2 separate regions of the Homo sapiens genome follow, and region 1 is linked to region 2. A link is an interaction called in ENCODE POLR2A ChIA-PET data of the cell type or tissue named here. Cell type or tissue: Panc1. All regions are shown on one strand. Each heading gives the region's core, and the rest is flanking DNA. Links, peaks and the distances in the headings are about the cores only.

The links. Peaks named below come from ENCODE experiments on the same cell type or tissue, not always from the same donor. Only the 100,000 strongest peaks of a DNase experiment are listed, where the experiment ranks them.
Region 1: POLR2A ChIA-PET joins it to region 2 with 10 read pairs; 3 of 35 experiments call an interaction of 5 or more read pairs at or near these places.

What each region holds. Positions count from the first base shown.
Region 1 is chr9:111,983,757-111,989,134 of GRCh38, forward strand. No RefSeq gene overlaps it. Among named protein-coding and RNA genes, the nearest start is that of LINC02977, 54 kb to the right of the region's middle. RefSeq lists enhancers at 83-182, 1,513-1,862. In Panc1, for the core only: no CTCF peak of the experiment used is centred there; no DNase peak of the experiment used is centred there; H3K27ac peaks cover 2,432 bases.
Region 2 is chr9:111,803,796-111,809,173 of GRCh38, forward strand. No RefSeq gene overlaps it. Among named protein-coding and RNA genes, the nearest start is that of SHOC1, 12 kb to the left of the region's middle. In Panc1, for the core only: no CTCF peak of the experiment used is centred there; a DNase peak (open chromatin) is centred at 2,276; H3K27ac peaks cover 1,155 bases.

The DNA of each region.
Region 1 (5,378 bases), core at 280-5,279, 180 kb after region 2:
TTTCTCTTCCTGCCTGTTTTCTCTGCTGGGTGGGCAGTTCAGAAGGCTTGGGCCTACCATGCCCCAAACAGAAGAGGCTGCTTTCCTTCCCTTCTGAGCAGCCACAGCAGTGTGAACCCAGATGTGTATCTGTCACCTTTTCCTCACTCCCATCCCGAGCCCATGTGTCCCATGAAAATGAGCCATGAACCCCCCTTTGGACGGTGGGAAACTTGATGACAGGTCCAGGTCCCCGATTTGCAAAACAAATTGCCTCTTCTCTTTCTTCCAGCCCATGCGTCTCTCTTTGGGCAAAAGTTAATTCTCACCAACCTCTATCAACCTCCTCGGGTTGACTTCGCTATGCTTTTTCTGGAAATTTGTGCTTCCCCATTTCTTAGAGCACAGCAAACTTGGGGTGCCCTGAAGGCTGAGACAGGGGCAGGGTGTGAGCAGCACTGGGCCTCTAAGGATGCTCCTCCTTGTACATTCCTGCCACATTGTGGGGACACAATCCCCATCAGCGTGATGATGTCATAATTGGGGTGGGCGAGATAGGGAAGTTCATTGCCTGTTGCATCCTTCCTGGCACCATCTTGGGACTCTTCCCACTCATTTGCTACTCAGGATCCAGGGTTTTCCCAGACCAAGACACAGAGGATCAGATGTTCAGCCATACCTACTCCCTTGTGGAGGTGCCAATCATAACTAAGGTGTACTGAGCATTGACCTTGTTTAACCAGACATTGTTGTATCAAACACTTTATCTTCATTAACTCGTTTGATGCTCATAACAATCCTACAAGGCTTGTCACATTATTCTTTTCACCTTTAAAATGAAAAAAAAAAAAAAAAAAAAACAAGCTTAGGAAGGTAATTTGCCCAAAGTTACCCAGCCACTAAGTGGTAGAGGCCCCACACACCCCTCCCACCATGACCACATCTTCTTTTTTTTTTTTTTTTTTTTTTTACAGAGTGATAGAGTCTCACTCTCACTCTGTCACCCAGGCTGGAGAGCAGTGGTGTGATCTCGGCTCACTGCAACCTCTGCTTCCCAGGTTCAAGTGATTCTCCTGCCTTGGCCTCCTGAGTAGCTGAGATTACAGGCATGCACAACCACGCCTGGCTAATTTTTGTATTTTTAGTAGAGACAGGGTTTCACCATGTTGGCCAGGCTGGTCTCGAACTCCCGACGTCAGGTGATCCACCCACCTCGGCCTCCCAAAGTGCTGGGATTACAGGTGCGAGCCACCGTGCCCAGCCAGCCACATCCTCTTATAAAGTGGAGGGGTGGAGGAAGGAAGGAGGTCTCTACAAGGGTTTCCTTTTGGGTCTAACGATTAGTGAGCCCTCTCTAGGGAAGGAAAACCAACATCTGTGCAGAACTTCAGGCTGGTGAGGAAGATGTTGATCCCAATTAGAATCTGGCATCTGGCACTTGCAATAAATACCAGGGCACCTGCTTGTGTCCGCAGAATCACCCCAGCCTTTGTGCCAGAAAGAAAACACTCTTCACTGGATCCTCAAAGGAGTCCAGTCTCTGGCCCAGCTCTCAGGGAGCTCATGGTCTGGTGGAGGTAATGAACTCCTCTCCCTCACTCCACGTCTCCCTAATTCACACCTCCTTCCTCTGAAAAGACTCCCTTCCAGGCCTTGACTAAAAGGGTCCCTGTCCTGAAGAACAACCACTGAGCTACAGACTCAAGGAACAAGTCCTCATGATCCATCAGTCCCCTGTCCCCCCGTCAGCCTTGATACCATATGACCTCAACCACTCTGCCTCCAGGGAACTCACAGGTCACCTGAAACTGATACCACCTGGCTGAACTCCGCCCTCCAGTTTATGTGCCTGTATGAAGTCTGATTTGACTGCAACAAGCCTTTTGACTAAAATTGGGATGTATATGTGTGCAGACTGCACATATCAATTCTCGGAAGTTTTTTTTTTTTTTTCTCTCGGCTGGGCGAGGTGGCTTATACCCGTAATCCCAGCACTTTGGGAGACTGAGGTGGGTGGATCACTTGAGGTCAGGAGTTCAAGACCAGCCTGGTCAACATGATGAAACCCCATCTCTACTAAAATACAAAAATGAGCTGGGTGTGGTGGCGGGTGCCTGTAATCCCAGCTACTCGGGAGGCTGAAGCAGGAGAATCGCTTGAACCTGGGAAGCAGAGGTTGCAATGAGCCGAGATCGCACCAATGCACTCCAGCCTGGGCAACAGAGTGAGACTCCATCTCAAAAAAAAAAAAAAAAGAAGTTTTTTTCTTGTGGCAGAGCAAGAGTGGAAAATATTGTGTATTTTAAAAGTCAGCTTTATTCCCCGTTTTAAAATCCTGAGACCTAAACTTTTGTTCCTACGCAGTCAAACCTTTAACCTCCACTTCCTGTGTTCTTTAGCCTTCTTCAATAGAAAAGCTGCTAGCGAATTGCCCCCATGCACTACACACAGGTTTATTTTTTCTATGTAAAGTATGTCCTTGTGGTTTGAGATGCCTTATGAAGATGGAACTGACTGACCTCACTGATGGCCTGAATGTGGAGAGTGAGAGAAAGGGAGGAATCAGGAATGATACTGAGATTTTTGGCCTGAGCTTATGGATATAAAAAGGATTAATGGAAGGGAGTTTCCAGTAAGCAACTCACAATTCCACTTCCTGAAAAAGGAGTACTCTATCCAAGAAATTATAAGCGGGAAACTTGGGAAGGATTCCCCATCTCCTTAATATGGAGGAGAGGTCAGGAGGCAGGGGCAGGCTGTGAGACTCTTGGGACCCGCTGTGCTTGTGTCACTTTTTTTTTTTTTTTTTTTTGATACGGAGTCTGGCTCTGTTGCAGAGGCTGGAGTGCAGTGGCGCGATCTCGGCTCATTGCAACCTCCACCTCCCGGGTTCAAGTGATTCTCCTGCCTCAACCTCCCAAGTAGCTGGGACTACAGGCACCTGCCACCACACCAAGCTAATTTTTCTTATATTTTTGGTAGAGATGGGGCTTCACTATGTTGGCCAGGCTGGTCTCAAACTCCTGACCTCAGGAGATCCGCCTGCCTTGGCCTCCCAAAGTGTTGGGATTACAGGCATGAGCCGCGGCGCCCGGCCTTCTGTCACCTTTTGCTAATGCAGATCAATAGCGGTCAGGAGCAGTTTCCGTGGTAGGAAAAGATTCTGGGGTGCAGAGGAGGCAGAGGCCCCCGGAAGGAAGCTGCACACCACCACACCATGTGCTTTGAGGGGCAGTTAAGCCAAAACTGGCCTCTGACGTGGTTGTTTTACCAAATGCAGAAAAGAGACCACAAAGAGCAAAGTCTCCTAATTAGGACTGCTCTTGGTCCAGCTCCTTGCAGTCTGCCATGCCAGTCAGGTCATGGGGGTTAAAGGTTTCCTCTTTAAGGAAATACCTGAAGTACAGGAATAATGCTAATGACAAAAATGCCAGGCAAAGATGAGGTGGTAGGGGAGCTATGTGGGGGCAATGGGAACCTTCTATTGGGTTCTTCAAGTTAGACCACAGAGCTCCCCCTTCTGAACACCTGAACATGGGCAGTTTTTAGAAACCAGCATAACTGATGTGAGTTTTACTGCACTGTACTCAGGTTAAAAAATGTCACATTTATTTCTACAAGTAAGAGAAATGTAGCCAGGTGTGGTGGCTCACGCCTGTAATCCCAGCACTTTGGGAAGCCGAGGCAGGTGGGTCACTTGAAGTCAGGCGTTCAAGACCAGCCTGCCCAACACGGTGAAACCCTGTCTCTACTAAAAATACAAAAATTAGCCAGCGGACACCTGTAATCCCAGCGACTCGAGAGGCTGAGGCAAGATAATCGCTTGAACCGGGGAGGTGGAGGTTGCAGTGAGCCAAGATTGTGCCCCTGCACTCCAGCCTGGGCGACAGAGAGACTGTCTCAAAAAAAAGAGAGAGAAATTTGCACAGAGCCCTCACCCACTTGGTGAGTGGAATATTCCATCTCAGTCATAATTCTGTTGTCCTGTCTTTCTTTTCCTTTTTTTTTTTTTTTAGATGGAGTTTCACTCTTTTTGCCCAGACTGGAGTGCAATGGCACGATCTAGGCTCACTGGCAACCTCTGCCTCCCGGGCTCAAGTGATTCTCCTGCCTCAGCCTGCTGAGTAGCTGGGATTACAGGCATGTACTACCATGCCTGGCTAATTTTTTATATTTTTAGTAGAGACAGGGTTTTGCCATGTTGGCCAGGCTGGTCTCGAACTCCTGACCTCAAGTGATCAGCCCACCTTGGCCTCCCAAAGTGCTGGGATTACAGGCGTAAGCCACTGCACCTGGCCAATGATGAATCGTTTAGCTATAGAGACTCAAGGCCCTTCACAACGGAAGGCATGGCAGAAGCTCTCACCCACATTGCACGTGAAAGAGGCCCTGCTCAGAATGGCCTCTCCCTGCTCCTTCACAAACCTAGCGTCACCCTTCTAGCTTCTGAAGAGAAGGCCAGAAACCCTCAGGAATATTCATGCAGTTCTGGCCCCAGAATGGCTCATGCCAAACTTTAGTATGCTTGAGAGACGGCAATTCTAACCAGGCCACTGAACGCTCAACCACAAGAGAGGTGAACTCTCCACCGCCATCATCCATCACTCCTCTCTTTACCTCCATCCTCTTTCTACTCTGCGCCCCTACCTGCCCTCAGTCTGGACCTAAGACTTCTTAGGCTCTTCAGTAAGCCCTGGAGATCTCTCGTTTAGCAAAAAGACTGACCCCAGCCTTGGGTTGACTAGGTCCCCAGTTCAGGCAGCTGAGTGACACAAGATCATGAAGGAAGGGCCATCTGGCTCAGGCCTGCTTTCCCGTTGCCACCAACTGTCCCTGACATTTCACAGTTCCCATTTGGCAGCCACCAGTACCAAACGAATGTGAGAAAAAGAAGCCCCTGGTCCACACAAAACCCACAGTAGCTTATTTTCAGGCCACAGCTGAGGCCTGTTAAGCCTAAGTGGCAAAACCTGCCATGTCTCATATCCTTATTTTTATTTTATTTATTTATTTATTTTTTTTGAGACAGAGTTTCGCTTGCCCAGGCTGGAGTGCAATGGCACAATCTTGGCTCACCGCAACCTCTGCCTCCCAGGTTCAAGCGATTCTCCTGCCTCAACCCCCCGAATAGCTAGGACTACAGGCATGCGCCAGCCCGCCAGGCTAATTTTGTATTTTTTAGTAGAGACAGGGTTTCTCTATGTTGGTCAGGCTGTTCTGGAACTCCCTACCTCAGGTGATCTGCCCACCTCGGCCTCCCAAAGTGCTGGGATTACAGGCGTGAGCCACCGCGCCTGGCCTCATATCCTTATTTTTATCTCTCCTTTTCCATTGCTGCCAGCCAATATGGCCTAGAAGATTTTTTGCTTTGGGGAATGTATGATCATATTTTTCTGGCC
Region 2 (5,378 bases), core at 95-5,094:
AACCCGGGAGGCGGAAGTTGCAGTGAGCTGAGATGGTGCCATTGCCCTCCAGCCTGGGGGACAAAGCGGGACTCCGTCTCAAAAAAAAAAAAAAAAAAAAAACTGGGGGAAAGGGTCCTGATATCTAAATAGGTAGAGGCCAAGAATGTTACTAAATGCCCTGCAATGAACAGAACAGACTCCATGCTCCCGGAGAATGATGTGTTCCAAAATAAGAATAGTATTTACTACTGATTAAAGGAAATTTAAGAAATCTTGATCTAGACTAATCTAGTCCCATACTCTTCACACTCTTCTAGTCGTATATATGAAACCTACCTCATTTCCTGCAGGTGACCTCACATTCTGCTTGAGTGGGAGGTTGTCTCTTTTTATCTCATAATGTCTATTTAGCCTCATTTGGCATTTTCTTACTCTCTTCTTTCTGTTTTCGTTCTAAGATATTCTCTTTCAATCTCTGTGACTTATCTTATTCCCCAAATTATTTATACTGACAAAAATGCATTCTGTATCACAGAATACAAACAGATAAAAAGGCAGAGTACTATTTCCCTTAGATGCAATATCTCATCCCCACTCACCTCCTCCAGAATTTAGTTCGTAGGTGTTTTCCTGTCATGTACATCTTCATTTCCTCTCCTATAATGGATTTTCTGTGTCTAAAACGTGGTTCATTATATTCTATCCTAAAATATTTTCTAACACTCTTATTTTGAACCTTCTACTTTTAAATTTTTCTGTATTCCCTATGACTCCACTACCTCTTTCCTAGACTACTGTAATTTTCTCCTAGCTGTTCTCCCAGCCTCTAATCTAGTGTACATAGTGCTGTAGAATAAAATTATATTCACTACTCTAATTAAAGTCCTTCAGTAGTTAACCAATAATAACTTTGATATGTCAAGCATCTCCTATTTTCAAGGTACTAAGCTTGGTACTTAGGTTAGTATTAGTCTCTCTATTATATGAAAGAGGAAACTGAGGTTTAAAGAGGTCAAGTGGCTTGCTCAAAACTGCATAGCTAGGAAGTGAGGGGCCAACCCAAGTCTAATGCCAAAGTTTGCACATTTCATACAACTCTATTTCCTAAGGAATGAATTCTAAACTCCTTAGCGTGGTCTTCAGGACTCTTTGTGATTTGGTTCCAAGCTTTTTCTGGCTACTGCTGACCTTCGTCCACCCCACACTATTGTTAAATTACTGTTGTTTTCCCTATACTATCTTTGCTTTCATTTCTCCTGTTTGCCCCTTCTCATATTGTATTGTCTTAGTCCATTTTCTATTGCTTATAACCAAATACCTGAAAATGAGTTATTTATAAGAAAAGGAACTTATTTTTTAGTTATGGAGGTTGAGCAGTCCAAATCAAGGGGTCGCATTTGGTGAGAGTCTTCTTGCTGGTGGGAACTCTGCAAAGTCCCCAGGTGGTACAGGTTATCACATGGCCAGGGGGATTAGCATGGTAGATCAGGTCTCTCTTCTTCTTAAGAAGCTACCAATCCCACTCCCATGATAACCTATTAATTCATGAATGGGTTAATCCATTCATGAAGGCAGAGCCCGCATGATCCAATCACCTCCTACAGGCCCCTTCTCTCAATACTGCCACACTGGGGATTAAATTTCAACATCAGTTTTGGAATGAACAAATATTCAAACCATAGCATATACCCTCTATCTACATTATCTTTCTCACACATCCCCATAGGTCCAAGCACTTACCCATCTTTCAAAGCCCAATTCAAGCTTCCCAGCTAAATTCCCTGATCTTCTCTGATCGGTTCTTTTGTTTTTACTGGTAGAGCTTTTCTCACTTTCAAATTTTGTTATCATTAATTGTATGTATGCTCTTTTGTCCTTCTTCTACTCAGGCCTCCTTTAGAGCAGGGAATTTGTTATGTGATGTAACATTTTTGTGTAGCATTTTACAAACACTCTTTCACGTGTGTTAAGAACGTGGCAAAGAGTCGGAGCTCAGTAAATGTTTATTTGGTTCTAATCTTCATAGCAACTCTCCAAGGTATTATTATGCTTTACTAATAGTAAGGAAACTAAAGCTCAGAGATGTTAAGTGACCTGCCCAAGGGCATAAATGTTCCAGGATGACACAAGCTCCAACTGGAAAGTTCTGTCTCCAGTTGAAAGTTATTTCTACTACCTTACCTATGGCATCAGAGTTTTGTTTCCCCATGTATATCCTATCTCGATACCGTGGTAAATGTATGAGTAAATGTCTGTTAAGATTCTTTCATGAGAATCATGAGAGATTTATTGGTCACCAAAAAGAAAAGTATTTGAGGATATGACTCATTCTCACACGTAGTATTTATTATTCACTTACACAGAAGGAAAACAACCCTCCCATTCTGATAAAATATCTTAGGCAACATTATGTTGAGGTCTGTATTCTCCACGTAAGAACACCAGTGTTTACACACCTTTAACAAACAAGCTCTTATATTTCATTTAAAATCAGTAGCTAGTAAGAAACTTGAGGAAATAATTTTTTCATCTTTTTTCATTTTTACGTAGCCAAATTATCATTCTCTTTCTTATAGTTTCTGCCTTTAGGGCCATATTTAGAAACTTTTCCAGCAGTGGTGTGAGTTGCCAGCAACTCAATCACTTTGCAAGTGTACAGCTGCCTCCCTGTCTCTGCTAATAGAATCTTCAGCTATACAGACAACTCTATGATGAGCAGAGGGCCTCTAATAATCTCTAGTCCTAGTTGTATTGTATAAAATCCTTGTCCTTGGAGAGGGCTGAGCATTCTGTAGGTCCATGCCAATGGGAAGAACCTCTTACCAAAGACTTACAATAATGTGGATATCAAGGAAGCATAAAAAGCCAACGGTAGAGTGAAGAGCCAATGTGGATAAGTTTGAGGGGTTTAAAATGTCATCAAATCCAAAAGGCAGGCTAGAAATAGATTTCCAAACACTGGATATGCAGACCTAGTGATCACCAAAGTGTGATTACTTAAAACTATGCCCTTGCCAGGTGCAGTGGCTTATGCCTATAATCCCAGCACTTTGGGAGGCCGAAGTGGGTGGATCACTTGAGTCCAGGAGTTCGAGACCAGCCTGGGCAACATGGTGGAATCCTGTCTCTACAAAAAATACAAAAATTAGCTGGGCATGGTGGCGCATGCCTGTAGTCCCAGCTACTCAGGAGGCTGAGATGGGAGGATCGCCTGAGCACAGGAGGCAGAGATTGCAATGAGTCAATGTCGTACCACTGCACTCCAGCCTAGGTAACAGAGCAAGATCCTGTCTCAAAAATAAAATAAAATTATACCCTCAAATTCTTTGACATTCCTCTGATTTAGGGGTAGATCTGTCCCTTCCTCTTGCATCTAGGTAGGCTTAGTAATGCATCAACCAACAGAGTATGGTGGGAAATGAGGCTGTGGATATTCAAGGCTGGGTCAATGCAGTTTCTGATTCATTCACTCACTCTTAAAGCCTTGAGCCATACAAGAAGCCTGACTAGCCTGAAACTAACAAGCTGTAAGAAGCCAAGTTATATGGGGCTCTGGTTCTTAGCCCTCATCTTCAAGTCATTCCAGCCAAAGTGTCAGACGTGAGCAAAACAATTTTCAGATTATTCCAGTTTGGTCATTTTGCTCCTTGTAGGGAGGTTCCTCAGTGACTAACACAAATGTCTCTGGATTGGTTCCTTCCCTTTCATATCATTCTGGTCCAGAGGTTGGCAAACTATGGCCTGTGGGCTAAATCCAGCCTGCTGGCTGCTCTTTGTATAGCATACTAGTTAGGAATGATTCCTACATTTTAAAATTGTCATGATCATTTGGAGGAGAAGAGGCACTCTGGCTTTTTGAGGCTCCGGCGGTTTTTTCATTGATTCTTTCTCATCTTATGAGTTTATCTACCTTAAATCTTTGAGGCTGCTGACCTTTAGATGGGGTTTTTATGGGGACTTTTACTTAAAATTCAGTTAAATTAAAATTGTTACATTTTAAATGGTTACACAAGTACCTTCATAATATCCTTGATCTGTCTCTTTGGCCTGCAAAACCTAAAATATTTGCTATATTGTCCTTTACAGAAAAAGTTTTGGCTGGGAGTGGTGGCTCACCCCTCTACTTCCAGCACTTTTAGGCAGGAGGACCACTTGAGGCCAGGAGTTTGAGACGACCCTGGCTAACATAGTAAGACCCTGTCGAAGAAGAAGGAGGAGGAGGAGGAATAAAAAAAAAGCCTGCAACTTCCTGATTTAGTCCCCCATATAGAAGAGGGATGGAATAAAATAAGAGATTATTGTGAGGCCTATCTAGATAGTATTGACTTCAGTACCCCAGAAACAGAAATTAGACAGATAGGAACTATTGAGACGAATCTCTCTAAGTGTGACATAATGCTCAATAATCTACTTTAAACTTCTGTATTTCTTTCTTCAAGTCCTAATTTCCCAAGGAAAATGACATCCTTCTTGCTCCTTAAGGAAGACTTTGATATTCCAAAGAGATGTACGTCCTATGTTGCTGAATTATTTCATAATTCTAGAATGCTGGAGCCACAGGGCATTTAGGGATTTTCTAGTCCAACCCCTGTTCCATATTGAAGGAGGCTAGGCTAAATGGCCTAAAGAACATGACTACTGTGAAAGGAAAATTAATCTTGGGACCCCCAATCACTAAGCTAAAGGGAAAAGTCAAGCTGGGAACTGCTTAGGGCCAACCTGCCTGCCATTCTATTCAAACTCACCCTGCTGCTCACTGAGATGAATCCACGTCTGATCACCTCCTTTGGAGAGGCTAACCAGAAACCCAAAAGAATGCAACCATTTGTCTTCTATCTACCTATGCCCTGGAAGCCGCCTCCCTGCTTCAAGTCTTCCTGCCTTTGCTTTGAGTTGTCCCACCTTTCCAGACCAAACCAGTGTTCATCTTGCATATGTTGATTGATGTCTCATGTCTCCCTAGAATGTATAAAACCAAACTGTGCTCTGGCCATCCTGGACACATGTTGTCGGGACCTACTGAGGCTGTGTCACAAGTGCACGTCCTCAACTTTGGCAAAATAAACTTTCTAAATTAACTGAGACCTGTCTCAAATTTTCAGGTTCACACTACTCATCTAGAGTAAAAGTCCTCATGAATTCACTGCAAGACAAGAACACAGGAAAGCAACTACCACACAGAAGAGATGTGGACCCCAAAACGTTGGTCTCTTACATCCAACCAGGTGTAATTGGCAAGTAACACAGAGCCAAGCACTACACCTGAGACATCCTCATCACAGTCACAAAGACTGAATCTAAAACTTTGTCAGTACCCTGTGACTTATGGATGACTGTATTTGCTATACAACAGTGTGCTGGTATAGATATAGGGGTGGTGTGGGTGGGCGTGGGCA